Regions from separate parts of the Mus musculus genome. Here all the other regions are linked to region 6. Evidence: chromatin loops called from intact Hi-C (ENCODE). Cell type or tissue: heart. All regions are shown on one strand. Links, peaks and the distances in the headings refer to the core of each region. The heading gives the core; the rest is flanking DNA. Region 1 has its middle 25 kb from the start of Gm26747. Region 2 has its middle 21 kb from the start of Gm26747. Region 3 holds the start of Gm26747 (a long non-coding RNA gene). Region 4 overlaps Gm26747 (a long non-coding RNA gene). Region 5 has its middle 15 kb from the start of Gm33739. Region 6 has its middle 31 kb from the start of 1700018B08Rik. Region 7 has its middle 21 kb from the start of Gm33739.

What was found. Hi-C counts contacts between places; a loop is a spot of excess contacts. Peaks named below come from ENCODE experiments on the same cell type or tissue, not always from the same donor. Only the 100,000 strongest peaks of a DNase experiment are listed, where the experiment ranks them.
Region 1: it touches region 6 in a loop (6-fold over the local background); 18 of 42 quality-filtered maps call a loop at or near these places.
Region 2: it touches region 6 in a loop (2.2-fold over the local background); 8 of 42 quality-filtered maps call a loop at or near these places.
Region 3: a loop joins it to region 6, with 2.6 times the contacts of the local background. A loop is called at or near these places in 6 of 42 quality-filtered maps.
Region 4: it touches region 6 in a loop (4-fold over the local background); 8 of 42 quality-filtered maps call a loop at or near these places.
Region 5: it touches region 6 in a loop (2.8-fold over the local background); 15 of 42 quality-filtered maps call a loop at or near these places.
Region 7: a loop joins it to region 6, with 3 times the contacts of the local background. A loop is called at or near these places in 12 of 42 quality-filtered maps.

Annotation. Positions count from the first base shown.
Region 1 is chr8:121,391,497-121,395,828 of GRCm38, reverse strand. No RefSeq gene overlaps it. Among named protein-coding and RNA genes, the nearest start is that of Gm26747, 25 kb to the left of the region's middle. In heart, for the core only: a CTCF peak has its summit at 2,478 (motif pointing right); DNase peaks (open chromatin) are centred at 358 and 2,508; H3K4me3 peaks cover 278 bases; H3K27ac peaks cover 1,708 bases; H3K27me3 peaks cover 1,060 bases.
Region 2 is chr8:121,437,156-121,441,487 of GRCm38, reverse strand. No RefSeq gene overlaps it. Among named protein-coding and RNA genes, the nearest start is that of Gm26747, 21 kb to the right of the region's middle. In heart, for the core only: no CTCF peak of the experiment used is centred there; DNase peaks (open chromatin) are centred at 1,887 and 3,220; H3K27ac peaks cover 932 bases.
Region 3 is chr8:121,416,231-121,420,562 of GRCm38, reverse strand. Gm26747 (a long non-coding RNA gene) reads right to left here and starts at 1,936. Exons shown (of 4, transcript XR_879271.1): 1 at 1,865-1,936. In heart, for the core only: no CTCF peak of the experiment used is centred there; a DNase peak (open chromatin) is centred at 2,332; H3K27ac peaks cover 544 bases.
Region 4 is chr8:121,424,352-121,428,683 of GRCm38, reverse strand. It overlaps Gm26747 (a long non-coding RNA gene), which reads right to left. Exons shown (of 4, transcript XR_879271.1): 3 at 796-1,969. Among named protein-coding and RNA genes, the nearest start is that of Gm26747, 7.9 kb to the right of the region's middle. In heart, for the core only: a CTCF peak has its summit at 3,892 (motif pointing left); no DNase peak of the experiment used is centred there; H3K27me3 peaks cover 294 bases.
Region 5 is chr8:121,227,050-121,231,381 of GRCm38, reverse strand. No RefSeq gene overlaps it. Among named protein-coding and RNA genes, the nearest start is that of Gm33739, 15 kb to the right of the region's middle. In heart, for the core only: a CTCF peak has its summit at 2,286 (motif pointing right); DNase peaks (open chromatin) are centred at 1,678 and 2,284; H3K27ac peaks cover 1,695 bases; H3K27me3 peaks cover 467 bases.
Region 6 is chr8:121,511,329-121,515,660 of GRCm38, reverse strand. No RefSeq gene overlaps it. Among named protein-coding and RNA genes, the nearest start is that of 1700018B08Rik, 31 kb to the left of the region's middle. In heart, for the core only: a CTCF peak has its summit at 2,026 (motif pointing right); a DNase peak (open chromatin) is centred at 2,030; H3K27ac peaks cover 224 bases; H3K27me3 peaks cover 2,777 bases.
Region 7 is chr8:121,233,050-121,237,381 of GRCm38, reverse strand. No RefSeq gene overlaps it. Among named protein-coding and RNA genes, the nearest start is that of Gm33739, 21 kb to the right of the region's middle. In heart, for the core only: a CTCF peak has its summit at 2,256 (motif pointing left); no DNase peak of the experiment used is centred there.

The sequences.
Region 1 (4,332 bases), core at 179-4,178, 120 kb after region 6:
CCCAGTCACACACATACATGTACACAGACACCGGCACCCATGCACATCCCCACACCATAAACAAGAAACTATGGCCATCCTTTTCCGAGACACCCCAGCTGTGGAGGACCACCCTTTAATGAATTTGAAACATGGCCCCACTGCAAAATGCAAACTCTTTGTTTTTATTCCTTTCATGGGAATTCAGGGTGAAGTCTCTCTGTTCTCCAGGCCACAGGATGCCGACCACATGCTCAGAACACCCTGTCTCTCTCACCCCATCTATCTTCGTGGTGGGACCAATCATGAAATGTCCATCCTGGCTCCCCAGCTTGGAGGCAAATGCCGATGAAATGTCCTTAACATGTCCCCATTTCCTGTCATCCAGGGAGATCCCCAGGGGCTCGGGCCGCTGAGTTTAAGGCAGGGACCGCAGATCTGCAGCAGAGTCGATGGCCGTCTCACGCAGGGAATTTGGAGGTTTCGATCAGCCTGATCCACAGCAGCCAGTCAAAGCAGCCTTCGTATTACATGGATACACAGGCTAATACCCCAAGCTCTTACTTAGACTGACCTGGGACCAGTGCAGGCCCTGGAAAAAGTTAAAACGTGCCCTGCCGCCTTCCCCCTCCTCACTCGCTTTTCCATTATGGAAAAAAACCCGATTTTTTTTTTTTTTAATTTGTTGTGTTTCTACAATCGATTGTTTGGTTATCGGCACTGCCCGTTTCCTGATGCTCATTTCTGTTTCGACACAAATCAGTCTCGTTTCCTTTTGGAATAAGGATCAGGCTGGGAAGTGGACCCAGAACCGTGAGTTTTCCCTCTGTTCCCTCCAGCCCCGAGCTCCTGAGCCCCGCTTCAGCTCTGGGGTGACTCTCCCCAGCCTCCTGGCTCTCCTGGGCCAGTGCAGGCAGCCTGAGCTCTGCTCTCCCCATTTAGGAAGGAGATTCTAGAATTTCTACACAAACATCACATAGGAAGGGGAGGGAGGGACTTCCATTTTCATTTTAAGGCTCTAAAAGAAGGGGAAAGTAAACAGGGTGGGCTGTTTTATCTCAGGGGTTCATGGGGAGTCCCTACTGAATTTACCAAATAAAATGAATTTCAAAATTTTCATTTTCTCATTTTATTCCGGCAGAAAATGAGTTTGCCTTTATAATATCCAGAGCTTTCAAACTCTATTGAGTGAGAAATTAAGTTACAGAAAGTAAATACTCTGGTCTCTCCACACGCCCGAAACGAGACAGCCTGTCACTGTAACATGATAGCAAGCCCGGCTTTGGGGTCCAGGATCACTTATTATTTTTTTTTATGATGTATAATAATGAGAAACAAGACCCAGTTAAAATGTTCCTCTTTTAGAATGGTTGAAGTGTGATACAAAATAAATTTGATTGTAATTTTAATTTGTAAACCTAAGTTGCCAATTAAAAAAAAATCTTCCCAATGTCTTAAAACACGGAAAAAATGTAAAGAAAACAAAAATGAATGTTCTTGGCCACGGGAAATTCTATCTTTATATAGAAACACACATGTAAGGCAGGCGCTCTGGTAACGGGAGTGCTTTGCCTTTCGTTACAAAGAGAAAGCAATATTTGAACTGCAGAACGAGCGGACACAAGGAAGAAGGGTGGCTGGCTATTTGCATAGGAAAATCCAGAGACCGACACTAGGCAGATGTGGGCTTGGACTGTGATTGTATTTATAACAAAAGCTACATAAATGTAAGAAAAAAAGAGAGAAAGTTATTTTGCTTAAGTGCCTGGAAAAAAATTGGAATAATATTTGGGTTACTCCTGTCTTGTGCTTTGTGTTCTGGAAACCCGTGGGGTCCAGGAAGGATTAGAGAACTCCACTGGGGACTTGGGGAGACAGCCGAGCCTTAAAGAGTGCTTGCTGCTCTTCCAGGGGACCCAAGCCGGTTCCCAGCATTCACATAGGGTGGCTCATACTCTCTGTAGCTCCAGTTTCAGGTGATCCAGTGCCTCTACCTCCACGGGCACACATTCATACATGCGTGCATGTGTGTACGCTCACACACACACACACACACACACACACCCCAAATATTTGTTTTTAAAGCACTTTACCTAAATCGGAAGTGTGTGTATTGTGTATTTGTGCATGTGCATATGTATGTGTGCATGTGTGTGTGCACATGTGCGTGGGAGAGACTGCATGTGTGCATTGAATATGTGTGTGTTTGGTGTGCTTGTGTGTATGTGAGTGTCTCACACCCGTAACCTCAGGAGGTATACAGAGGGGTAAATGGAAGGGAAGATAACTTTTACCTCAGAAATTCTCTGTTAACACAAAACTCTTAAATGATAAAAAAAAAAAGCATATATATATATATATTAAAGGTAGGTCGACGGGGGATAGATCAGCGTGCCAATACAGAGAGGCAGGCGACCGTTTCTCTGTGATTCCCACCAATCCATATTCCTTTCTTCACTCTGGACCCTTGAACAGAAAGCAACCTTCTTGGGGACGTCTGGCTGCTGCCCAGTAGATGGTGCTGTGACTTCTAGAGATAGGAGGGTGGAGTGGGGGTGGGGAGGGCAGGACAGTGAGGTCTGCCACAAGCCCATCTCTGCGAACTTCCACGGAAAGAGGAGACTCCTCTATGAGGCCTCTGCAAGGTGCCACCTATCAAAGACTATTTAAAGTAGTTAGGCCAAATGTCTGTCACCAAATGTCCGATCCTTAGGAAAGGACCTAGGGGGTAGAGAGAGAGAGGTGTGGGGCACTTAGGAGACACTTAATATCTCAGAATTAAGGTGCCTGACCACACACTCTCTGCCCTCATGGTCACCACGGAGACCGAGTGCCCGCAGAGTTGAATTGACAGGTGTCAGTCACGATGGGCACCTAGTCTCGGAGGATGGCGGGGAGAGTCTGGGCCGGAGCTACTCCCTGTGTCTTCCCATTGGCACCTGTCAGACACTGGCTGCTCTTGGCTTTAGCTCTCTCCTGTCACTGTCTCCTGGTCAGGAAGAATTTTTCACCTTCTTCCTCAAGTGAACATTTTTCTACCCGTCTCCCTAAGAATGTGGTCCCGTGATTTGTCGCACTGAGTGTTTAATCTACAGACATTTTCAGATGACCTTGATGGACAGCATGGCTCATTAATTTCTTTTAGGCAACCATTAGCTGAGCTGTTTCTAATCTAGAAGGCAGCCTGAGTGTCGGCAAAATATCTCAGACAATCTGGGATTCCACAAAAGCAGCAAAAAGATTTATTTCCTTCTCTGAGAATGGGGCTCTTTCTTCTTGGGGATGAGCGAGAGGAGGCTTCTCTGGGCTCCACACTCGACGGTAAAGACAGAACGGCGGAGGGAGAAGCGTGACTTCATCTGGTCTGGTAGCAATTAATCTCATATCGTTTCTTGAAGTTTTAATTGATTGACACACCAGCTTTTATGCTTGTATGTGTTTACAAATTGTACGAGTTAGTTACCTTCCGTTCACAGCAAGGGTTCATGTATTAATAAAATGATTGTGCAAAAAAAAAAGAAAGAAGAAAAGAAAGAAAGAAAGAAAGAAAGAAAGAAAGAAAGAAAGAAAGAAAGAAAGAAAGAAAGAAACCACCAGCTGTTTAAATAAATTCTGTTCTGGTTTAAAGATTCTGCCCTTTGGGAGAAAGTCATTCTGAGTTGAGCGGCAGACACCAGCGAACAGTTACCATGTAAATAAATCTTCCTGTAACTTAGCGCTATTTTTCTTGTGCAAGATACTAACACATTAGAAAATAAACTTTGTGTGTTGGGCCCTGTTTGTATGGAGCAAGCTTCTGTAAGATGATCCGGAGAAAATGTGAACCAACCCCCGTGTGTGTTGGCTTCTTAGCTATTTGATATGTAGAAAGCTCTAGAGAATAAAAGGGGGCAGCTCTGGCAAGAGCCATTCACATTTCCGCTGTCGCACGGAGGAGCTGTTATCAGAGCGAGGGCTGACGCACAGAAAGAGCCGGTCACCTGGCACGTTGGCTTAGGGGATAATTTAATTACCCACCAATTAGTGTTAACTTGCATTTCTGCCCAGGCCGGCCTTCTCGAAGTCTTGTTTATTTCTAGAAATCAGGATGGTGACAGCTGTAATAGGCCATTCAGCAGCAAACATTTTCTCATTTAATTGAAAATATTTTAGCTTTCAGGGACCAAGCAAAGCAGGACTTTCAGGGTTGATGTGCAGAACTCCTGGCTGGAGGGGAGTAGGGGGGGGGGGAGTGTTAAATAGAGAACTCCCCAGCCTGCCCGGCTGTGCCTGGCCACTTCCCTTTGCCTGGCAAGTTGGTGGGTTTTCACGGTTGGTGCGGCCACCCCACCCCTTTGGAGATTTTTTTTTCCT
Region 2 (4,332 bases), core at 139-4,138, 74 kb after region 6:
ATGAATGTCTGTGTATCATGCGCATGCCTGGTGCCCAGAGAGGCCTGAAGAGGGAGTGGAATTTCCTAGAATTGGAGTTATAGCCGGTTGTGAGCTGCCGTGTGGCTGCTGGGGATTGAATCCAGGTCCTCTAGAAGAGCAGCCAGTGCTCTTAACTGCTAAGCCATTGTTTCAGTCCCGTGTTTACCTTTTTCTAAAAAAAAAAAAATATGTGTATTCACACACACACACATATATATATATATATATATTCCCTTGAGACATATACATACATACTCACACACATATACTCACACACATATACTTACATACATATATATGCACACACACACACAAGGGAATATATATATATTCCCTTGACATGTGGGGTTCCGGGTTCTCTTCACTCAAAGTTGCGAAGCCTTCACAACCCTAGAGTGTTTCAGCGAAGCTTGAACTAAGGAGTTCTCACCCATCTCTCCTTCCCATCTGAGGCAAATGTGATCTCCCAGACTCCATGGGCTTGCCCGTCCTGGACACTGTCCAGAAGGGGAATACAATAGGTATGGCCTTCAGTCACCAAAGCTGTGTTTGTGGCTTCTCAGCATCACGGGCCTGCCTCTGGTTGCTCTTCACAGGGCTTTCGTGAAGATAAAAGAAGCTCTTTCTCAGAATAGTTCCTTGGGTAGGATAGAATCTGTGAGAAATAGTTTGCCTGGTTGCCCTGCTGTTGAGCACACAGAGCAAGACCCAGCCACACGGGACCACCAAGACGACACGGACCGTTAGCTCCTGCTTACCACAGACTTCTGGAACAAAATTCTGGGTGGAGCCCAAAGCTACCCAGGGGACACTGGCAACTAACTTCTAGGAACCTCAGTTCCCAAGGGATGTGGCGAGGCAGCTTGGGCCTTTTGCTCCAGACTGAGCTGCCCACAGACACAAGGGCTGTGTGAGGTGCGATCCCCTTGGTCTGCTTCATCCAGCTTCCATGGGGCCTTCCACTGCAGGGCTCAGAAACTGAGCTCCGCCCTCCAGGTCCAGTGCCTCAGTTTTCCCCAAGGAGCTGCAGACTCTTAATGCCCAAGGGGGATTTCCAAACACAAGAGCTCTCACGGTGACATGGTTGCACGTTGACTTCCTGTCCTCTCATTACTGAGACTGCCCTGAAGTATGTCCCTCAGCTGGAGCCACTCTCATCTCTGGTCTGAGCCTAAATTGCAGGTTGAGCCAGTGGCCATCACTGGGGTCTGGTCGTAAGACAGTGTGTCTGAGAAGGCTGAGCCTGTGGCTCCTCTCCTGAAAGATCCACCCTCCACTGGAGAACCTTCGGCAAGTCTTTCATGGGTCAGACTGGTTTGTTTCCAGCCCCCTCTCCTTCCTCTCCACCAGGCAGTCGGGGGCATATGGTCCTTCCAGCCTCTTCAGCAAAAGGAGTTCAGGGAGCAGCCAGCCAGCTGCCTTGATGATGGGAGTCGGTTAGATTGCAGGGGCAGTGGGCTTCTGGAAGGTGTTGATTTAGAACATGTGTGGGCAGACCCAGAAGTCATCTCCCAGCCTCATGTCACTCTGGTGGCTGCTGACTTTGCTGTGGTCACTCCACCTAAACAGCACCTTATTTTGGGGATCAGTGCACACCGGGAAGAGCAGAGCTGAGCTCCCTGCACCCCGTTCCTCCTGTGCTGATGGACAGACCCAGGGGTAGGAATAGAGTCAGTCTTAACTGCCATGTAGCAACTGCCCTGTCAAGTGGCTGGGAATGGTGATGCAAACCAGGGCATGGTTTAATCTCCACTTTATGCAGGATGGTCTGCGCCATGCCTGGTCACCTGCCAGTGACCACGCTGGGGCATTTGTCCATTCTGGCTTGCACCAGGGCTCATGACTTTGCAGTTTTCCAGGTCACACCCTGAGAAGTGCTGGCAGAGTGAGCACGTACTGGTAGGGGGCAGGGTGAGGCCCAAAGGCTATGGGGGACATCCATGGGCCAGCCAGAGGGAGCCACTTCACACACACACCCTGACCTGGCCTGTGGGGCTCCTGTGCACACCCGAGCCCAGCCCTTGGCAAGCTGTGGGGAACACATGTGTGGAGACTCAGCCCAACCTTCCTGCTGGGCCCCAGCAGGCATGGAAAGGCCTTGTTTTTGGAAGCTGTAGACTCTGGCCTCCCTGGGGCATGGTGGAGCCTGAGTGACAGACAGTGGCATGTCGGCTCAGGCTCTTCCTCAGGGCCCAAGGAAACATTTCCTCTGTCATGAGTGTACTAAAAATGTATATGTGTGTGAGTGTGTGCGTGCAAGAGTGTGTATGTATGTGTGTAAGAGTGTGCTGTGTGCATATATGTGTGCATGTACATGAATGTGTATGTATGTGTGTGAGTGTATATGTGTGAGTGTGTATGTATATGTGTGTGCACATGTAAGTGTGTATATGTTTATGAGTGTGTGCTGTATATGAGTGTGTATGTATGTGCATGCATGTGCTGTGTATGTATGTATGTGTGTGTGTGTGCACATGTAAGTGTGTATATGTTTATGAGTGTGTGCTGTATGTGAGTGTGTATGTATGTGCATGCATGTGCTGTGTATGTATGTATGTGTGGGTGTACATGTATGTGTACTGTGTATGTGTGTATGGTATGTGTCTGTGTGTAAGTGTGTATATGTGCATATACTCTTACACTTACACGTGCAAGTCAGAGGAGGACATCAGACACTCTACTCTCTCACTCTTCACCTTAATCTTTTAAGACAGAGTCTCTCACTGAGCCCTGAGCTCAGCTGGGGGCCAATAATCTTCATGATCCTCCTGTCTGTCTCCTATGTCACATGGCTAAGGCACACACATGCACACGCATACACACACTCACACATATATGCCCACACACCTAGAGTAAGTGCATAGGTGTGTTTGCCTTCTGAGCCTCTCCCCAGCCCTGAAACAAGCATATAGGAATATTCCTTGCTTTGTGCACAGCCCTGGAAGTTCCCAAGGGCGTGGTTGCTGCTGGGACATCCCCTTCACCTGCTCCGAGATGAGGTGTGAAGAGGGAATGGGGCCCTAGGACTGATCCTGGTGGCCTTGACTTCAGTGTCTGTGGGTGGAACTCAGGAATCAGTGAGGCCAGATGGGAACGCCACTTCTTTGTCCTCCCTCAGCTTGAGTTGGAACCTAACCGTTCCTCCCATTATGGACACAGGCTGTGAGCCAGTGAGCCAGCGCTGTTAACAAAGCCTGTCACTTTGTCACCAGCTGGTCATGGCTGTTTTCTCCTCCCAGCACAGAAGTGTCAGTCTTTTGAGACGACCTACAGTCTGAGATCAGGGTGTCTGAGGTCAGGAAGCTGTGAGATCATGTTCCACAGGGGTGTGTCTGTTGTCCCACTTTCGGCCATTTTGATGGCTCTTCCGTGCTATCTCTCCTACACCCCCATGAGTTTTATGCATGTCACAACATTCCAGGGAGGATCCTTGGGCTTCCCACAGCTTCCAAAGGAGCTGAGGTCTGAGAGAGAGAGAAAGAGAGAGAGAGAGAGAGAGAGAGAGAGAGAGAGAGAAAGAGAGAGGACTCGATTTTGTTTTGAGAACTCTGGAGTCCTCAGGAGAACCCACTTACCACCTTCTTCCCAAAGCCCTTTCTCCTTTCTCCTTCCCAGTGCCAGGGTCCTGGGGTGCAAGGATGTGGGCGGAGGACCCTGAGCTGTCGGGATTCACAGGGGAGCCGGGTGGGGCTGTTTTCCATGGCTACCTGCCCCTTCTTAACCGACTCCACAGCTGGGTTTCATGGCCCTGTGCCTGCCCTCCCGGGGTGACTGGGTCAGGAGAAGATCTGTCTCACATCCACAGGTTGCCCTGCCCTTGAGTGTGGGGACAGGGAAGGGAATGAGGAGAGATAGCTGCCTCTTTGTGGCCAGTAGGGGGATGAAAGGGGAGTCCTCGGGCATGGCTGAGCAGGATTGTTCTTGATGGTGCCTTGGTGGGCTGAGAAGGGAGGCTATGCCTTCCCAAGAGGTCTGCATGGTGCTCAGCCCATGGCCTGGTGTGTACCTGGGAGATTCTAACCAGGGCTTCTGCCACTACGACTTTCCTGTGTCAGCATTGCTGTCCACACTTGGCAAAGCCAGATCTCTCAGCCTGCCCATGGATACCCAGCCCAGGGTCAAGCACCGTGATGGGTCACCCCAGAAGAGGGCAACAGCTGGTCTCTAGGCAGGGTCAAACTATCCTTGGCTTCTATACCTTGAGCTGGGCATGCCCACCTGTCGCCTCAGCTGATGCCTTTGGCTACTCTGCGGACATCAGCTTGGTCTCCTGATTCTCGCTCTGTCATTCACTAGCTGTGGAACCTGGGC
Region 3 (4,332 bases), core at 241-4,240, 95 kb after region 6:
CTGTGTGTTACGCTTCTTCCTCCAATACAGTCCACCTTATTTTTGAGACAGGGTCCCTGAATCTGAACCTGGAGCTCATTGAGTCTGCTAGATAGACTGGTCAGTGAGCCTCAGGCATCCTCCTGCTTCTGCCTCCCCAACCCTGTGGTTACAGGTGTACAGATGGGCTTGGCTTTTCTCTTGTTAAAAAAATAAGATGTGGTGATGGTAATGGTGATGGTGGTGGTGGTGGTGGTGATGGTGATGGTAATGGTGGTGGTGATGGTGGTGGTGGTGGTGGTGGTGGTGATGATGGTAATGGTGGTGGTGGTGGTGATGGTGGTGGTGGTAGTGATGGTGATGGTGGTGGTGGTGGTGATGGTGGTGGTGGTAGTGATGGTGGTGGTGGTGGTGGTGGTGATGGTGGTAGTGATGGTGATGGTGGTAGTGATGGTGATGATGGTGGTGGTGGTGGTGATGGTGATGGTGATGCATGTGCTGGGGATGGAACCCGAAGCCGCATGCATGCTTGGTAAACACGCTACCATTATGCTGTATTTTCTGCTCTTGCCTTTTCCCAACCCCCCCCCCCCCCCGGCATGGTCTCTGGGGATCCAACACAGGTCCTCACGAGTATGCAGTACACACTTATCAACTGAGCCATCTCCCTAAGCCTCCAGAAACTTCTGTAGCACCTTCGTAGCCTTCAGAGGCTCAGAGAGGACAGGCGAACTTGTCAAGGTCACACAGCTGGTAACTTGGCTCAAGTCTGTGTGGCTTGAAGGCCATCTGCAAAGCCTATATGGGTGGTGACACTGGTTTTGTGTCACCCAGACCTGTGTCACACCCAGGTGGATGTGAGCCAGGCCAGCAGAGGCTGCAAGCAACTCTGTGAAGGGGCAGGGACTTTAGGCTGCATCCAAGGGCCTGGCAGGCTCTGCAGCAGGAGGAAGGAGATGTCTGGAGCCTCTATCAAGGTTCTCACTGGTAGGGGTGAGGCCTTTTGCAGGTTGTAGGGTAACCCTGCAGCATGGGGTGAGGAAGGGAATCACACATGGCTTTGCACTGGGGTGCTTGTGAGCTGCCAGGCTACCTTCTTTGGGTATATTTGGGTCTGAGTCCCCCGCCAGCATCATGGTTCTCCCCAGACTCTGTACAGAGGTCACAAAGTGGGGAATGGATCTTTGAGATTTCTTCCATTTTTAAATAGGGATACTATGTCGGGTTGAGGGGCCTTCCCCAGACCCCTGTAGTCTGAAGACTGCAGAATGGGTTGGTTTTCTTGCCACACCGCCTTGGATTCCAGCATCCTGGCATCTGTGTCGTTCCCCTGGTCACTCGCAGTCCGTCTGTGCGGCTGTCAAGTTCCCTCTGCCCAGAGCACACTCTGGGCAGTTCCCTCCTGGCCATTAGAGGTGGACTGTAGGAACTGGGGTTAGAACCTAGGCCTCGGGGCTAGAGAGATGGCTCAGTGGTTAAGAGCACTGACCGCTCTTCCAGAGGTCCCAAGTTCAATACCCAGCAACCACATGGTGGATCACAACCATCTGTAATGGGATCTGATGCCTTCTTTTGGTGCCTCTGAAGAGAGCAATGATAGAAGAAAGAAAGAGAGAAAGGAAGGAAGGGAGGAAGGAAGGAAGGAAGGAAGGAAGGAAGGAAGGAAGGAAGGAAGGAAGGAAGAACCCAGGCCTCCCTCCCTCTGAAATCCAGATGCCCTGTAGAATCTCACTCCCACCCCCAAGCCATGATCTCTTCCAGCAATGTCTGGTGTCCTCTCTCTCTCTCTCTCTCTCTCTCTCTCTCTCTCTCTCTCTCTCTCTCCAGCTCCCAGCCTGCCCACCTTTCCCTGCTCTGGGCTCTCTGGGGTCTTTCCTTAGCCTACCTCTCATCTCCTTCTGGCCACTGGCTGACAGGCTCTTGGATTCTTCCTGCAAACAACCCTGTGATGGCTCTCTCTACTCCAAATTACCTGTCCTCACCAGAGCTCAAAGGTCGTCAGTGTGCCACGGTCCGTGTAGAGCATGGCAAATGCTTGATTAAGAACAGGTTTACCCAAGGGTCTAAGGTTGTGACACTCCGTAACTGACTCCCCCTGTAGTTTTACTTAGGGGGGCTGTGCTTGCTTTAGCACCCCAGCAGGGCCGTAGTTCTGGGAACCGATCTGTTCACAAATGTGTGGAGATGGGAATTTTGAGATGATGCCTTGGCTGGCTTCTGTTTCCAACAATGCCTGGGGTGATGATGGGTGGAGAGACTGGCCAGCTCCCCCACTCTTTTCCTTCCCAACCCCAGGAAAGAGGCTGTGGGCCAGGGGAGTGTGTGGATTCAGTGCTGGACAGGGGATCTTATGTCTGGCCTCTGTTGACTTCACTAGAGCCGAGCTCTGCCAACTGATAAGGTCAGAGCGAGGTCACGCCCAGGGTCAGATGCCCGAGGGGAAGTGGTTGTTACACATGTACTCTGACTTCAGAGCCAGGGCCTGGCTGCCACTTGCTGGTTTGATATAGCCATGGTGGGCCTGTGAGATTGACTATTGATGAGCTACCCAAAGCTCCCCTACTCTTGAAATGACCTTGGTTCTGTCCTGGATCAGGACTGTTTTCTCTTATCCAAACAAAAGGAAGACGAGGCAGTGGCCACAGGGCAGTCAGAACTGATAAGAAGATATGGGGGACAGCCCTGGAAGCTTGCCTGCTTCTTGACCAGCAGGCTCTGACTGGGTTCTAGGACTCTGGCAAAGTCAGTCCATTGGAATGTGGTCTAGAATCCCATTGGTCCTGGCATAGAACAGTGTCCAGGTCCAGAGAAGGACCTGGTGAGATCCACAAGTGCCCAGAAACCAACAAGTAGGCACCAGAGACAGGGTAGCTTGGACCTAGCCTTGATTTCTTTTGGCTGCCACGGACCCGAAAATTGAATTAGACAGAGCAAACACTGGGATGCATTTGACTACAATGAAGAGAATCTGAGATGTCCTTAGGAATGTTCTAGCAAAACCAGAACTTAGACATGTCAGGCACACCTCTGGACAAAGTCCCTGCCACCTGGATTTCTAGCTGTCACTCACTCTTGGTGCTTTGGCCAAGTACCTCCCATTTGAACACAGGGGGAAAAAAGCCACCTTTGGTGACTGGCAGGGCAGCTGCTGCCCGAGAGTAATTATGAAAACATGATTTCACCCTCTCTGTCCTTCTTAGGCCAAGCAGGGAGCTAATGGAAATAACCCCGAGGAGACAGAGTGAGGCTGCTTAAGGCACACATGACAGACAGAGCACCCGGCCTGCATCCTAGCTGGAGCCAGGAACCCCATGTCGTCCTGTGACTCTGGAGGAATCTTCATTCCTCAGCCTAGCTCCAGGGAAGCTATTTCCACATTTCCTGCTCCTCAAACCTGACGACAGGGCTAGGGAGTTGGTTCAGCCAGTGAAGTGCTTGCCATGCAGCCTGAGGGACCTGAGTTCAATCCCCAGCACCGGTGTTGAGAATTAAGGGTGGTTGTGCCAGCTTATAGCCCCAGTGCTGGGGGAGGGGCTGAGGAGTCTTGGTCAACAAGTACAGTCAAATACACGAGCGCCAGGTCCCAGTGAGACACTGCACCAGCTCGGTCTGTGTGTCAGCTTGACACAAGCTAGAGTCATCAGAGAGGAAGGAGCCTCGGTTGAGAAAAAGCATCCAATGGTAATGCATTTCCTTCATTAGTGATCAGTGGGAGAGGGTCCAGCCCATGGTGGGTGGTGGCATCCCTGGGCTGCTGGTCCTGGGCTCTACAAGACTGAGCAAGCCATGTGGGGTGGAGCAAGCCAGTAAGCAACACCCTTCAGGGTCTTGCCCTGTGTGAGTTCCTGTCCTGACTTCTTTCAATGATGAGCAGCAGTGTGGACGTGGAACACCAGATTTGTTAACCCATTGTGGCCTGGAGAGGAAAATAATCACAGCACACCGCATAGAGCAGAGCATCCCACACCCAGAGATGGTCAGGCGGCCCTACTTTACCTTCTGAGCCCCTCTCTCGTTCATGGCTTTCAGCTGAAGACAGGTCACTGTCGCGGGACAGGAATAGTCACAGAGCAAGGCTCTCTGGATGTTGGCATTATCAGAATGGGGTTTAGAAGGAGTCCCATGGTAAGGCTTGATTGGAAATGCTGGGAGGTGTTCACCGTAAGGCGAATGGAGATTTGAAGAAAAGCTCATGCTAGTGGGATGAGGATCAAGGTCGGTGTGCTGCGAACAGATCCGCTCGCCCCAATCCCCAGGGAGGGAACAGTCAGGACAACAGCAAATGGAAGAGAGCAGCTGGAGCCAAGGGGTTGGTAGTACAGTCTAACACATGAGACTCTGGGATCCCAGAAG
Region 4 (4,332 bases), core at 69-4,068, 87 kb after region 6:
TCTCAGCCCCTATGCTAGGTGGCTCACAACCACCTGTAACTCTAGCTTCAGAGGATCTAGCATCTTCTTTGGGCCTCTCTGAATTCCTACATACATATGTGATTACACACACATACACACACACACACACAGAGAGGCATACAATACACATAGTAGCATAAATATAAATAAAATAAATCATTTACAATGTCTTTTTAGTTAATATTTTAATTGTGTGCTGTATATGGAAATGTATGTGTGTGTGTGCTCGTACATGCATGTGTGTGTATTCATGTGTATGTGTGTGCATGTCTGTGAGCATGCCTGTGCATTTGTGTGTATGTGTGTGCATATGTGTGTGTGTGTACACCTGTGCCTGTGCACAGGCTGGAGAGGAAGACACTAGTGTCCCACTCTGTCACTCTTTACCTTATTCCCTTGAGATAGGCTCTCTTATTGAGCCTGGAGTTAGGGTGGCTGTCAGCAGACCCCAGGTATCCTTCCACCTCCCCCCTAATATGTGGGTGCCAGAATTTGAACTCAGGTCCTCCTGCTTGTGTAGCAAACACTCTTAGTCATCTTTCCAGCCCCATGTGTTCATTTTTATATAGAACATTCAATGCTAATTATACACGAACATTTCACCTGCTTCTAAAGAAGTTTGGAAACATAACTATATCAAAGGCCTCTCTCTGCCTCAGAACTGGTTTCAGCAGGATCGGCTCACAGGTGATGACCTGAAATCCTCACTTTCAAGTAGAAATCTTGACAAATTAGAAAAATAAAATTTAAGGACCAAAGAAGAGACAAACCTACCAGACCCTGTAGACAGTCAGATCAGACTCTTCTGCTTGATAGTGAATGTGACCCCAGTGTTGGGAGGGATGGCATGTGTCAGGGAGATTTCTCCCGCGGTGTTTGAGTACATGCACCTCAGACAGCAAGGGCAGTAAGGACTAAAGAGAAGATGCCTTCCGAGCACGGCTTGGTGATCTAGTGGGGTCACTGCCAGCAGTGTGGTTGAAAATGCCCCAAAGCCACAAAGATGGGGTACCTGCAGCCAACCTTCCAGCTCCTGCCCACGTGAGCACCTCCAGAGCTCACACACTGCTGCGGAGGACGGCTGGCGGGGGTGGCCGGAGTCTCAGGTTGAGGGTCTGAGGACCATCCCCAGCACTCTTCTAGGAGGGAGTTATCAGGCCCAGCCTTTTGGGGGCATCTCCTGTGGGTATTCACAACTACTTTGGTTTCATGGTGTCGATGGCCACAACAGACCTAGAGGACAGAACTCCACAGGAGAATAGGTGCTTCCTGAGCCCAGAACGCCCTAGATGGTGCCCCGTGGGCATCAGCTCATTCAGTCCTTTGTAGTGTTGCGAGTTGGTCCCAACACTTCTCCGACATTACAGATGAACATACAGAGTCCAAGGACTTTGGTGGGGCTCACACTGCAACATTTCCACCTGTGCATTCCCGCTGAGAAGCCCATCCTGTGCACAGTGGATTCCCATGGGTCCTATCGGGGCAGGGACACAGGATGTCATCTTTGGGGCCGTGAGAGAAAGTAGAGCAGGAAAGGAGATCTAAGAGGGGACCAGGAACACACCGTGTGCCAGTGAGCAGGTCATCGGTGAGCATCGGGCCACTGTGTAGCACAGTTGTGTTCTGCCCAGGGCTTTGGAAGCTCCTGTGGTCCTCTGCCCCACCCAGCTCTTCACAGGAGACTGGTTGTATAGTCGCTTCTCTCACCTCTTTGGCTCACAGTTGGAGGATGAAGGCCACCATGGTGGCAGGAGCTTGAGGCAGCTGGCCGCGCAGGAAAGAGAGAGAGAGGTGCGAGCCAGGGCTCTTTATTAGCTCTGAACCCCAGTCTATGACGTGGTGTTGTTTACATTCAAGGTAGGAGAGTGTCATGGTGGACTGAGAGCTGAGGGTGGGATCTTCAGCAGAGGATGTTGTCAGGGTTTGAGGTAGGATCTGTGGGAGGCACCTGGAAATGGACACTGAACATTAGAAGTTAACTTGTTTTGGATGCAACAAACAAACAAACAAACAACCCCTCCCCCCCAAAAAACACATTAAGATTGGGCAGCCATGGGTGTAGAGGCAGGTGGATTTCTGAGTTCGAGACCAGCCTGGTCTACAGAGTGAGTTCCAGGATAACACTGTCTCGAAAAACCAAACCAAACCAAATAAAATAAAATAAAATAAAATAAAATAAGATAAAGGGAACGTGTTATAGATGACAAGCCAGCAGGATGGTACAGCTCAGAACCCACGCTCCTTCTTCATGCTTGACTTCTATTCAAGGAGGTACAGGGTGTGCTGGTGACTGCAGGGCGTATAGCCCTAGCTCAAGCCTCCCTATGCTGTCTCCTCCCTGTCTGTGACCCTATGTTCTTCAGTGTCCCCGAAGTGGGAAGGCTATTTATCCCAGTGGACTGCGGGTCACTGTCAGAGCCTTCCTCTTGGGCCAGCCGAGATGTTTCTTTTGTCTTCACTTGGAACGCATCTGTGGTGAGCTCCCTGGGTTCGACCCCATCATTCATCAGTCTCCCAAGTCAGAGCAGCGAGCCCCAGATAGCCTCTTATCTTTACTTCCCAGCGCAAGGACCAGACCGTGCGTCACCGTGTCTCCGTGGGGCCTGAGGCTAGGCTCTCATGCATGCATGAACTTTGTGGTACTGACTGTGAATATTTCGTCCATGTTTTATGGAGGGGTGCTCCACGGCACATAGGACGAGTGAGGTAGCTGGAATATGCCACGGGTCCTCAGTAATGTGACTTCCGTAGAGGATAATCTGCATTGTGGGGGCTTGCAGAGAGGCCTGGGTTTATGGGCCTCCGATGGCTGGGTGAGGTTTCCACCTCCCCCCTGGAAAATGGACGCATTTTGGGTGGAAATACCTTTTGAAAGCTTTGCTTCGTTTTCAGATATAGAAGTGGAAAGTGGTTAGATTTCATCAGAGAAGCGTAGCTTTGAGTACTGGACTCTCAGACACAGTGTCTCTGTTTATAAAATAAACAGTACAAAGATGAAGGGGAGAATGAATTTTAATAGATCGCTGGCTGGACGGGCAAGCAGCGCCCTTTGGGTCTCATTACTATGTAGAAAGAGGAAACTTAAAGCCGCTATCTTGGGAAAACAGGGGCGGTTCCTAGGTGGCCGCCCTCCCAAGATGATCCCGCAGCAGCTTTGAAAAACATTCTTTTTTTTTTTTTCGTTTGGAGACAGGGTCTGGTCTGTAGCCCAAGCTGGCCTCAAACTGATGATCCTCTTGCCTCGGCCTCCTGAGTGCTGGGATGGTGGCCGGTGCCCAGATCCGTGGCAACTGCTTTTTTAGGTTGTAGCACGAGGATCTGATTTCTGGGATCCCGAGGTCAGGCAGCTCACTGTGCAATGCGGTTCTCTTTGGACTACAGACTTGCTCTTCAGTGACCGTGTCCTCATCTTTAAAGAGAAGAAGGTGGTGATAGGAAGTGGGGGGGGGGGGTAAGAGGCACACCCGGGTCAAACCCTAGAGGGAGGCTCCACTTTCTCCTCCTCCATCTCTCCTCATCTCTCTCTGTCTTTTTGTTGTTGGCCCATCTATTCCGTTTTCGGGTACCTTCTTGGGACGCTGTGTCTCAGTTTCCTCTTCTTGAAAACGTGTGCATCTGTTTTCTTCTCTGACTCAAACCCTTGTAGAGGAAGTGCCCACTTTAGCCACTAGTTTTAGAGGGCCAGTTGGTTCTGGGGTGGCTGAGACCCCTCCCATATTCAAAGACGACCCCCCCCCCCCCAGCGAGAATAGGACAGGAAGTGGGCGTGGCTGTGACCCTCAAGGCCTGCCCCCAGCAACCTAGTTCCTCTAGCTACAGCGATGCTCTGCCTCCTAAAAAGTTTCCACAACCTCCAAGACAGCGCCCCCTGCTGGTGACGAAGCATTTCTTACACGTGAGCCCGTGAGGACTTTTCGAATCCGGATGGCATGACTGTTGCGAACCACATGTTGAGTGTGAATTAAAACAAACGCTCCTCCCCTAAGTAGTGGGCTTCCCCCCCCCCCAGGGTATTTTATCGAAACAGAGATAAAAACTAGGACACTCGCCATTTTAGCAAATAGCCTGGTCTGAAGAACAGGCATGGTAGTGAAAAGCAGAACCGGATGTTTCCTAGCCCGTCATGCCCATTTCTTTCTCCCGCATGGTTTCCTGCTTTCTTTCTTCCTGAAAGAGGGTGTTGCTCTGTTGCCCTGGCTGGCTCAGTACTCTGTAACTCAGGCTAGCCTCAAACTCTTGGTCCTCCCACCTCAGCTGGCTGAGCGCTGGGACCACAGCCCAGTGCTGCGCACAGCCTTTGCTGCCTTTCAG
Region 5 (4,332 bases), core at 272-4,271, 280 kb after region 6:
TGTTCCCTATGATTACACACATATACACACACATATATATATATATACATATATATACACATATACATATATATGTATATATATATTCTTGTAATATAAAATGAGCATATGATGCATGACTTTAACATAAATCATGGGTGAAGAATGTCTAAAACTCCATTTTCATCTCGTAATACAATAAATGTGAGTCAACCTGTTACTCGGAAGTCAAAGTTCTCACTACGCCCCATGCCTTTAAGAGTGTTCAGTGTTCTTGGGATGGCAAGCCCGTCCTTAGCCAGGCTGGGAGGGTCCCGCTGGGATGAGCTCAAGGTCCTGACTGAAAACATGCACGCAGTAAGAGTTCTTCGGGTCTAGCAGCCGTGCCACTCAGGGCGTTTTGGGGGAAGATGAACATTTACCTGAGAGCTGGCTGTAAAGCAACAGGGGAGAGAGGGCTGACAGTTCATCCTGAGGCTTCTGGGTTGAGGACATGAATTCCCACGGGCTTGTGCCTTCGGAAGCGACTGTCCACCTGTTAACACTCCATCCAGCCTGACGTGGTACTCACAACACTCAGGAGGCACGAGTGGAAAGCCAGCCTGGGCTGCCGTGGTGTCTCATCCCGGGAGCTTCTGAGACTAGAGATATTACAGGGAAGCCCAGAGGGAGTCCCCAGGGAGAACCTGTCAGTCTTCAGCCATCAAACGAACCCTGCCTCATCCATCCCGAGGCCCTGTCTCAAAATCTGCACGTGAATCAGTCGCTAATTAAATAAGTCAGTGCACGATTTGGTCAGTGAGAGCCAGAGGCTGTTCACTCTCAGAGGTGTCTGGGTTTGCAAAGGCCCAGTTCCTGCTTAACCAGCTGTGTGGCCCAGGGCGGCCCATGCCTGTCATCCCAGCTCCTGAAAGGTTGAAGCAGAAGAATTGCTGGAATCCCAAGGCTAGCCTGGACTACATGGTGGATTCCAAGCTATCCTAGGCTACATGGTAAGGTCTTGTTTCAAAAACTAGTTATTATTATTATTATTATTATTATTATTATTATTATTTACTATATTATAATTTATTATTATAAAAAGTAGATATATAATTATTCTAATCAAAACTGTAATGAAACCCATAGACAGAATTTAGAGGTGGAAAAAAACTGGCCAGGAATCCCAGTTACCCAGCAAGGTAGAGATGGTCGCCACATCTCTGTCACCCAATACAATTTGAGGTGCTCTTTCCATTGTGGGGAGGTGCTTGTGGGCAGGGATGAGTTCCCAGGAGGCTCTGGGGCCTGCCTGATGTGTGGCTTCTTCAGCACACACTTTTTATAAGCCAAGAGCAGGCTCACAGTCAGTCACAGGGAAAATAGCTGGAAAAGTAGCCCCCACACCCCACGGGCACAGGCTTCCATGTGACACAGGGCTCTCCATAAAAGGCTCACGTTGGGACATGGGCTTTCTCTCCAGGACTGGCGACTGACAAGTTCTCCCTGGGGCTTCCTCTGTGCTCCTCCCTGAAACGACCTCATCTTAGAAGCCCCCCCCCCCCCCGGGAATAGACTGTCCTTCATCCCTGGCACCCACCACAGTCAGCTCTCCAGCGCTGAGTGATCTGTGTCCCCTGAGGAAACACTGAGATTCCTATCGGTCCACATCACAGGCTCACTTCCTTCCCTGAGACATCACTAGCTGCCTGTGGGGTGTCAGGTTTCAGAGCCATGGGCCACCAGCTGAGGAACAAGAATGAAGAAGAGTCTTAGAAAGTGTCTGCAGATGGAGGGCGGGGAGGAGAGAAGGCCCAGGAACTGCTAGTGGGTCCTGTCCCTGGTTTCAGGGGCCCTGGCCACGTGGCTTTACCCAGGACTCCAGATCTGAAGGTCACAGGGGAGCAAATCTTTGGATAACCTTGGTGGCAATGGTCTTAAAGCATGGCTCTAGAGGACGGGCCACAGATCTGAGGGGACTTCGTAGAATTGTCTTGGTTGGATATCGGTGGCATGGGTCCCCAGGGAGACTTCAAGCCAAACACAATAGCCATTACCAGACCCAAACTCAAAAACAAAACAAAACAAAACAAAAAACACCAGGCTAGACAGGGTATAGGTGCAAACTGATGGGAAAGGTTGAGCTGGCAAAATGGGCAGAGGTGGATCACTGAACATACAGAGAAAAGGAAAATGTAAATAAAAACCAGAAGGGAAAGGAAAGGCTTAATTTTTTACTACCGGACATGTCTTTCAGTCCTGAGATCCATTGGTGACATTGGTGGGAAGCAGTGGCCGATTTTGCCATTACTCCTCCCACACACAAGGGGGCGCTGGAATGACTTCCTGCCAACATGCTCCAGTCCCAGAGCAGCCAAATGTTAGGAGACTCATGGTCCCAAATTGACTGACCATGAGAAATGAGAAACTGGTTGATGCCCTACCCCAGTCCCAGGTAGGCAGGACATGCCCTTGTCCCTCTGGTTTGGAGGGGTCTCTGAGATGAGCAAGCTTTCAGCTGAGTTTCTGTGAACGCAGCTGGGGATTCTGAGACAGCAGGCAGGATACTCCAAGTAGAGGGTTTCCTACATGACCTGATCACGTGCCAGTGTTGGGGTGCATTGGGGACCCACGCTGACCCAACACTCTCCCATGCAAAAGAAAATGGGCCACAGGGGACATGCCTACCATGTTGGTGAGACAACTAAATCCTATGTGTGGTCTCAGTGGAAGCTCTCCTGCAGAACCAGGCAATGTGTTAAAAGCCTCTTACCATCCTCTCTGCCTCCAGCTGCTGTCTGTCCTCCTGGCCGTGAACTGCCTGTTTCGAGCTGGGTTAGACAACACAGTCATTTCCTGAGGTTTAACTAGCTCACCTCCTTCACAATGGCAGAGCAGGCTCTGGAACAGCACTGACAGGTTAGCTGCACACGTGGAGCTCGGTGATTAAACCGGGAGGGTCAGTAATGTCTTCCGTAACAGATGTGAACATCTGCACTGGCCTAAGGACAAGAGACCTGCTCTATACTGGGTCCCAGCGCCAACAAAGACCACTCCAAGGAACCCAGAGTTCTGATTGCTTATTATAGGGGGTGCCCTGTCCAGGCTGGGGGCCAAGTGCCCGGCACAGAGCTCATGATGGAGGGGAACAGGGCAAGCAAGCTGACCCCAGCTCACCCCCCACATTGGCCTCGACCTGAGCCTACCCCACCGCCCTCCCACCTCCCCTGCCCCTGCCCACGCCGTGTTCAGTATCTCCTAGCCCAGCAAACTCTGCCCAGAACCACAGCGCTGACGCCGACCCTGCGCAGCATGGCCTCCTCTCTTGCCAGCCTGTTTTTGTTTTGCTGCCCGATGCTGACGGCTTGCGGTTTGCCTCACACTTTGTCAAGTTCACGGCAGCCATAGGAGAAAGCATCAAATTTGTCAGCGAATCCTGTTCTCTATTACAGTAACCGCGGTAATGCCATCCAGCTGGGTCGCCTCCGCAGCCCAGCACCCTGCCTCATGGCTAGTCAGGGGATGTGGGTGGAGGTTGCTGACGGCCTCCCCAAGGTGACGGTACAGCCAGGATTCCATCACTCACCGCTGCTCTTCTTACGTCAGAACAACCGGAGGAGGACTTCATTTTTTAAAAGCATGATTTTATGCATGGCATGTGGTGTGCCTGTGTGTGTGTGTGTGTGTGTGTGTGTGTGTGTGTGTGTGTGTGTGCACGCACACACTAATGCCCATGTGTTCACACACAGGGGTGCTCTTGTGGAAACCAGAGGTTTTCACTGTCTTCCTCTATCACTCTCCAGCTTGGTTTTGGGGACAGGGTCTCAAACTGAACCTTGAGCTTGCCATTTTGGCTAGGCTGGCCAGCGAGTGAGCGGGCTCTCTGCATCCACCTGTCTGTGCCTTCCAGGGCTGGGCTTACAGGCATATACCACGCCCAGATTTCTACACAAGTGCAAGTGTTTGAACTCATGTCTTCCTCATGCATACATAGAAAGCCCCTTACCTGCTAAGCCCTCCCTCCCTGTTCCCCCAGGGAAAGAGACTTCTAATTGCTGATAACAACAGTAAAAGGGAAATCTAGGTCCCTAGAGCCTCACAGGTGACACACCTGTCACTTCTGCAGGTCAACTTCCCCTACCTGTCAATACTCAGAGCTCAATCTGGGTTCAAGATGCCCCGTCCCTTGAGCATAACCCCTGCCTGGCCGCTTCTCCTGGGCATCCCCTCCTGTGCCTCACCTTTCTCAGATGCTCGCTTGAAGCACAATGTAACTTCTACCGCAGCCAGCCCAGGGGAAGAGGCCTCACCCCATTCACCACTTACCATCCATCTTACTGACAAATAGGATAGACCGGCTCCTGCTGCCAGCTA
Region 6 (4,332 bases), core at 168-4,167:
GAAGTCCCCTGTTCATTCTGGCACTGACTAGAAGTCAGGAGCAGGCTAGACCTGCACAGTGGCCTTGTGTGTCCTCTTCAGAGCCCTGCTGAGCAGACATTCAGATTTGGTCAAAGATGTTGGTAGAAGCCTCTTAACCCCCTGCTCAGGGCTCATCACAAATCTACCGGCACCGAAAGTTACCAGATGCCAGTCCTGTGTTAGTGTTGATGGGTCAATGGCAGTTTCCTGTGTGAAAACCAACAGCTTAGTCTCACGGTGTGGCAGTCTGTTTTGAGCATGGTGACTCTCCACACGCAGGGTAAAGACTTATCTACACCCAGTTCCTGCCTCTGGCCTTTGGATATTGTTGCTGACATGACACTCTGAATCGTTCACCCCTCTCTCCTCTTACTTTTTAAACTATTTCCTATCAGCACCCACAATCCTTTGCTTCTAGTTCTGCTCTAGGCATTGTGTGTATGGTGTATGTGTATGTGTGTATGCGGGTATATGTGCATGTACACATGTAGGTAGAGGACAGAGGAGGATGCCACGTGCGTGTCTTTACCTCTCTCAACAACAATTTATTTATCTCTTTATTTTTCACTCACTTATTTTTATTTTGTGTGCATATGTCTGCACATGGTAGAGGCCAGAGAACAATCTGTGGGAGTTGGTTCTTCTACCATTTGGATCCCAAGGGTCAAACTCAAGTTTTGAGGTTTGGAGGCAAGGGCTTTTACTGATGAGCACTCTCTCCTCCTCCTCCTCCTCCTCCTCCTCCTCCTCCTCCTCTTTCTTCTTCTTCCTTTCTTAAAAATACATTTATTTTTATTTCTGTGAAGATCTGTTTTGCCTGAATATATGTCTGTGCACCATGTCTATTCCTGTTGCCCAGAGGCTAGAAGAGGGACTCAGATTCTCTGGAGCTAGAGTTAGAAATGGGTGTAAACTGTCATGTGGGTGCTGGGAATTGAAGCTGGGCCTCAGAAGAGCAGAAGTGCTCTCAACCAATGAGCCATCTCCTCAGCTCCCTTTTGGCATCTTTTAAAGATTGTATCAGATAGCCCAGGCTGGCCCTGGCCAGGGCTCAGGAAGAGTGTTCCTTGTAACTCACCATGGTATGTGCACGCAGTCTCACTAGGACCCTGGGTTGATTCTGCATCTGTCTCCGGTACCAGGCCTCGTACCTGCAGCGAGCTGAAGATGTTCCTCAGTTTCCTGGGAACAGTGAGATGGGCTGAGGTGAAGGAAGCTTGGGTGAGGGATACAAGCTGAGGATGGCTCTGTCCCACAGGGTGGAGCCAATTTCTGTTCGTTTCCCTAACTATAGGGTAAGAGAAGAGTCACACATGTCCAGGGGCCAGGGGGAAGGTCTGAGTATCCACTGGAGGTTGGGGAACGGCTCAGGGTCTGGGCACTTGAGGAGCAAACCCTCTGATTCTATCCCATAGCAAGACCCCTGGATCTCTGCCCCCAAACCTCCCCTCAGTTCCCCTACCTGTTCTACACCCCAAGGGCTACTCTGATGTCCCTTGTGCTCCATGCCCCCCTCATGAGAGTATGCTCCTAGTAGCTGAGTCCTAGCTCGCACACTCCCAGTCTGCCTGCTTCACAGGGAGTTGAGCATACTGACATACAGCTAACATTATACAATGACACAGGGACATTCCAACACCATGTGTAGCCATTTACCCCTCTTCCTGTCACAGAAACATCTCAGTCCTTGGCTATCACTACTCTGCTTTCTCTGGGCTCGTCTGTTCTGAGCGTTGTGTATCATTCAAGACATGACCTTCTGTGTCTGGCTTCTTCCTTCAGGGTCATGCTTCACTCGCATGGCAGTGTGTGCCAGCACTGCCAGCCAAACGCTCTCACCCTCTCCTGTATACTCTGTCCTAGTATACAACTATACTGAATACTGTGTACTCTATACCTAGTATAGAGCTAGGGCAACGCTAGTTAGTAGCTCTGGTCTCCAGGCCAGCAGCAGGGGTTTTCTGTAATCTGGTCACATTAGGCTAGACGTTGCTGTCCTGCACCTGATCGCCAGAAGGTGGCGCTGTCTCCCGCTTTATGGACACAGGTGTAGGACTCAGACTACTGAAAGGTAAAATGAAGTAACGGGGCTTTAGGCCAACGGAAGGAAAAAAATCATAATAAAAAAATAGAAATGGGTTCAGGTCTCTGCCCGGGACGGTGGGACGGTGCACTAAGTTCTGAGGCCCGTTTGTTTTAGAAGAGATTTTTGCTCAGCATTGGTTGGGTACCTGTGGGAAGGCTCAGACCAGCTTGAGTCCCTCACCCGGGCTTCCTGTCCCTCAGAGGTACTGAAGCACATCACTGAGCACAGCGCAGGCACACGGCCTGGCACCCGAGCTTCAGACACGCACCGGTTTCCTACCCCCAAAGGCAGATACAGGCGTCTGGGCAGCGCAGACACAGGTATACATACATGCTCCGTGGCTGGAGGTTTCATGGGGGCTGCAGACAGGTGTGTGAATAGCATCTGCAGCTCTGACACACCTGGGGTACTCAGGCTGGACCTTCCTTGAGGATCTGAGGGGAGGGGGCATCATGGCTGTTTTTCATGGTTCCCTCCAGGTCTGGACAGAGAAGCCCGTTAGAAGATGTCACACAAGGGCAAATAGGAGCCTTTCCTTGTGTCTGGAAAAGGTATGGTAAGCTGAGGGACAGCCCAGGCAAAGGTAGAGAGGAGGAGAGACCCAGCCAGGGGCCAGAGAAGGGCCATTTGGAGGAAGAGAGGCTGTGGACACCTTTGACTTCTGGCTGTGTTTTTCAGAGTGACTTCTCACCAGAGTGGAGGGTACCTGTCCAGCAAGGACTGAGTGCGTAGCTCCAGACACTCTGCATCCAGGGCATCCCTGTGGTTTCCTGTTTAAGAGGTCAGGTCTGGGAGCAGTCATCCTGTTCAGGGGACCCCTGGCTGCTTAGGCCTCCTTGGGGATCACTCCTGACTTGATTTCCCCTACCTCTGCCCAAGGCTAGGTCTGTGGAATCTCCAGGGCTGTATCTGGAGGGCTGGGTGGATCATTCTGGAAGCTGCTGGCTAATCTCTGTAAATTAGTACAGGGGGCTCAGGACCCCTGTAGCTTCTGTCTTCCTTGGCTTCTTCTGGATGGTCAGCTACAGTGGTGACTACTGTCCTGGGAGGCGGGGGACGGGGGTGGGCTTTGGATCTAGCTCTGAACTCACATCCACACATCCACGTGTACACAGACCGGCACACACACATGTGCACATATATGCACACACATGCAGATATGTATGTCTGGGTCTTCAGACTGCTATTTGGCTTTCTATTGGGAGGTTGATGTCAGCTGTAGCTAGGGTGGATTTACCAGGGACAGTACCAGACTGTAGGGGCAGCACGGGGTGTGGGGTAGGAGGCAGCGGGGCAGGAGTGTCTCCAGGTGAGGCACAGGCAAACTGTCCCTGAGCAGGACCCCAGCTCTGGCAGTCAGGAGGAGGTGGAACCTGGAAGAGCTTGCAGGTTTAGTCAACACCCGGAAGTCGTTAAAGTGAAAGGGACCCGGCAGCCCTTCCCTGAGCAGCCCTGCTAAGCACCTCACAGTGTGGCTTTTGTTCAGGGGTCTAGAGTGTAAAATCAGAGTGGCAGGCCCACGCTGCTCACATAGACCATTTCCTGGCTTGCCTCAGCTATGGCCACTCAAGTGACAGTCTGTAATCCCAAATGTCCCCTCCCCTGGCTGCACCTCAAGTTCACAGCAAGAGGCCCCCATCCCCAGCCAATCTCCCTCACTTCTTCAGAGGCTGTGAAAGGCTATTTGTGTAACACACTCCTGTGTATCTGTGATCCGCAGGGCCTTCCTGCGCGCACACGTGAGGGAGCTTTGTTCGACAGGATGCCTTCTTGGTTTTTGGTGTGGTACAAATATCTTTTCTCTCGTTCCTCGAGTGCCCCCATTTCTGTTACTGCTGCGGGAGCTACAGTCTCCATGTTTGTTCTGTCTTTGTTTGTGTGGTGGAACTGATTCCACCGCTGATGGCAGCTGCCTTTTCCCTATTATTGAAGGTTTTGTTTTAAAAAAATATTTATTTACTTATTTATTCGCATTTTGACAGGATCTTGTCAAGCATCCCAGGTAGGTTGTATGAGTGCTAGGACTCTGGACACCTAGTGAATGGATTTAATTTTTTTTTTAACTTTTAAGTTAGCACGTAGGATTATCAAGGTGGCTCAGTTAAGTAAAGGCATTTGCTGACAGGTCTGCCAACCTGAGCTCCATCCCTGGGACCCCAGCCACAAGGTGGAAGGAGAGGGCTGACCCCCTGGAGTTGTCCTCTGGATTTCCACACACGGGCTGT
Region 7 (4,332 bases), core at 110-4,109, 280 kb after region 6:
CCAGATTCTTCACAGAGCTCTCTCGTGTGGACAGGCTGCTCCCCTCATATTCCGAGTTATCTTGGGCCTGGTTGTTCATCCAAGCTCTAAAGGCTCATGGGGAAGGTAAGAGAAGAACACATGGGATGAATGCTTCCAGAAGTTCCATAGTGCCCTAAAGTGCCATGTCTGTGTTTACCAATGAGCCCTATTATCTGGGTACAGCCAAAATCCTGTTCCTCCCCCCCCACCCCCCCTCCCACACACGGAATTCAGGATCTACACAGGTGCAAGAGCTCCTAGGAAAACAAGCAGGGATTCTGAGGAGGTGTTATGGTCTGGATATACTCAGTCCAGGGAGTGGCACTATTAGGAGGTGTGACCCTGTTGGAGTGGGTGTGGCCTTGTTGGAGTGGGTGTGACCTTGCTGGAGTGGGTGTGGCCTTGTTGAAGTGGGTGTGGCCTTGCTGGAGTAGGTGTGGCCTTGTTGGAGTAGGTGTGTCACTTTAAGATCCTCATCCTAGCTTCCTGGAAGCCAGTCTTCTGCTAGCAGCCTTCAGATGAAGATGTAGAACTCTCAACCCCTCCTACACCATGCCTGCCTGGAAGCCACTGTGCTCCCACCTTAATGATTCTGGACTGAACCTCTGAACCTGTAAGTCAGCCCCAACTAAATTCTGTCTTTATAAGAGTTGCCTTGGTCATGGAGTCTGTTCACAGCAGTAAAACACTAACTAAGACAGGAGGCAGCAACATGGCTGTAAAGCGAAAGAATAAGAACAGAGGATTTGACCAGCAGACAGGAGATGCACTTCTGGAACATTCTACCACAGTGCAAGGTACTCTCAGATCCGACCTTACCCTGACCTCCCCTAGTGTCCACTTTTCCTGTCCTGGCCTCCATTACCTCCTCCACCAGCTTTGTTGTCTCCCAGTACCCACCACAGCTTCTCCACAGAGCTTCTTCTTGTGCAGAGCCACACAAGTCCAAGCTGAGTCTCCAAGAACACTGTGGCTAGAAGCATCCTTCAGCTCTGCTTTGGCATATCGAGACAGCACGGACTTGCTTAGTCAAGCATGAGTGGGACACTCAGATGTCCACGTGTCTGAGGATAACCTGCAGAGTTGGCTTCAGAGAGAGGAGGGCGGAGCCTGGGGAAACCTATAGCATTTGTTTAAAAGAATGAGGGCTCAGGAGAGGTGGCTCTCACAGTTTAGAGCGCTGGTTGCTTTCCCAGGGTGTGGGAGGCTGAGTCCCAGCACCCACATGGTGGCTCACAACTATCTGTAACTCCAGTTCCAGGGGATCTGATGTCCTCGGCTGGCCTCCATGAGCAACTGCATGCACATACATACATACATACATACACACATACATACATTCATACATATATACATACATACATACATACAATTTAAAAGAAATATTTTTCTAAATTTTAAACATAGAAAGCTAGAGAGGGGAGGGAGAAGGAGACAAAGAAGGAAGGAGAGAAAGAAGGAAAGATGAAGGCAGGGAGGAGGGAGGGAAGGAGGGAGGGAGGAGGAAGGAGAGAGGGAGGGAGGAGGGAGAGAGGGAGAGAGAGGGAGAAGAAAGGAGGGAGGGAGAGAGAAAGGGAAGAAGGAGGGAGAGAGGGAGAGAAAGGGAAGAAAGGAGGGAGAGAGAAAGGGAAGGAGGGAGAAAGGGAAGAAGGGGGGAGGCAGAGAGGGAGAGAGGAAAAGAGGGAGGGAGGAGGGAGGAGGGAGAAAGGAAGGACAGTCAGAGCCCCTCTTCCTTGGAATGGAGTGGGTAATGAAGTTGGTCCTACCCATCCAGGAGAGGCTCTGGTGGACACTGAGGACAGACAGACCTGGACCTGCCCCAGGGCATGCCCTATGCACCTGTGGGCGCCTTCTCCTGTCATGGGTCAAGAAAGCACATGCACAGAACCAGTCACAAGTCCCCTGGAAACCTGTGCCGAATGACCCTGATCTGTGGCCCCCTCTCCCAGCTCCGAGAAGAAGCCATGTGAACTCAGCTCTCGGAGCAGGAGGCCAAGCTCATCTGGTCCCCATCTTTCCTTCGATCACTCATATTAACTGCCGTCTTTTCTTTAATGAATACATTTTAAACCTCCAGGTGTTTTAAATTTTTATCTTGTTCACTTGCTTACACGAGGAAATTCAAGCAGACCTGTGCGTTAATGAAAACCCAGGGGATGCAAGGGCAGGCCCTCTCCCTTGGGAGGCAGAGGCGCTCTGCGGGCTTTGGGTACCACAGCACTGGCTGCAGTTCCCCCACTTAGCCACTAGGAGCAGGGCAGAGCCGTGTGCCCCCTACTGTCCTAAGTGCCTTCTCAATGGCTGGGTACAAGTTCAGTGTGGCTGCCCCTGAGCTGACCCCAAATGCATAGAAAGGACCCAGGCTATCCCTGGGATATCCCTGAAGAATCCACCTCCTGCGCCAGTCCGGATATAGAAGGAGAGGGGTGGAGACATCTGAGTCCCAGCACCTTCCCGGCTCAGGGAGCTCCTTCTGGGTGCCCTGGTCTTGGTGTCACACCGGTTGCTCCGTGTGAGGCTTTACCCTCCCCAGTGAGTCCCACCAGCAGATCCTGATCCCTCTGTTGCGGTATGAAACCTGTGTGCCATAGAGGCCGTAGGATCTAGGTGTGGCAGACCCTTCCACTACACTGTGAACAACTGAAGCCGTAGGGACAGTGCGTGTGGCCAGCCCTCGGCACCCATGTCTCGGGGTGAAGCATATGCAGGGTCATTCCCATAGGAAGCCTGGAAGAGGTGACTAAATACCCCTTGACCAGGAAGGCGTGTCCCTTCTGCGCCACTACAGGGACTGCAGGACAACCTTTCCAGGGTCAGTCAGGATTTCACTGGTGGCTGCTATTCACGGGCTCCCCACTTGGGCAGGGTCAGTCGTGGAAGTCACTTCCTGAGAAGGTATCTGAACACGTCTGAACTGGCCGTGCCCCTGGTACTTAGCACCCCGTGACTCAGTTTCCCCTGGTTTTGAACTATTCTGTAAACAGAAATCCCCATCTCCATCCTGAACATCAGTCTGTCTTTCGGGTCACCACTGTACCCCTTGAGCTCACCCAGCCCAGGATGGGTGTCACTGATGCTTTAAGGCGTGTGGCCCAATCAGGGAAGGGCTCCACCGTCCCGTCCTCTGGCCCCAAAATGGTTAACTGAGCTGTAAGGAAACACCACACATCAGCGGAAGTACAGGCCAGGAAGAACTTTCCAAGCCTCCAAACAAAAGGGATCAAGGCAGCCATCTGCGCAGTGTGGAAGGAAAGACATTGGCTTTTTTTTTTTTTTTAATTGGCATTCACCTCTCACTGGTCCTTTAATGGACCCTTCGTGTCTTATCTTTCTGGAAAATTCTAAAATGGGAGAGCCAAGGAAAATTTCAGAATGCAAAACTTTCAGAATATTCACAAGTAATGACTAAGGGGGAAATGTGTGTGTGTGTATACATATATATATGTGTGCGTGTGCATATATGTGTGTATGTATATATGTGTGTATAAATATGTGTGTATATGTGTATATACATATATGTGTGTGTATGTATGCGTGTGCATATATGTGTATGCATATATGTGCTTATATAAACAAATATATGTGTATATGTGTATATATATGGGTGTGTGCATATATATGTGTGTATGTATATATGTATATATTCATATGTGTGTGCTATGTGTGAGTGTGTGTGTGTGTGTGTGTGTGTGTGTGTGTGTGTGTATCATCAGAAAAGAGACAGAATGCCACACAGAACCCAGGTCTGCTGCTGTCTCAGAACTCTCACACTCTGTATCCTTTTTCTTTCTCTCCCCCTCCTCTCATTACTTTTTTTTTTTTTTTGGCCTGGGAAAAAAGAGCAGGGGCAGGAGGGGGCCGAGTGGAAAGAGAAACCTTAGCTGACAGGAAAATAAAGAAGATGGCTGCCCTGCGGATTATCCTAAGCCTGGCTTTGAAAGGGTGAAACTTTCCTCGGTCCTGGGCCCAGGTTATCTCCTCTAATTGCATTATTCTGAGATTTACTGAGATTAAATGGCCCGGCTTAGTGGCAGTAATGGGTGGCAGGTGTTACTACAAACACACAGCCACTTTTGACTCTCTGGCTAGTCCCACTTGGGGCAGGGATGCCCTTCTGCTACATGCCACTCTCCTGGGAGTGGGCAAACTGTGGGCATTTCCCCAGCACAGGGGCCTGTCCCCTCAAAAGCTGTGCTTCTTGATACCAAGGTGACCTTCCGTCATGCGTTCCCCACACCCTGATCACACTACCTGGTTCAAGGAAGAAGTTTTCATTATCCTTGGAGGGTCACACTGAGTCTGCGCTCTGTC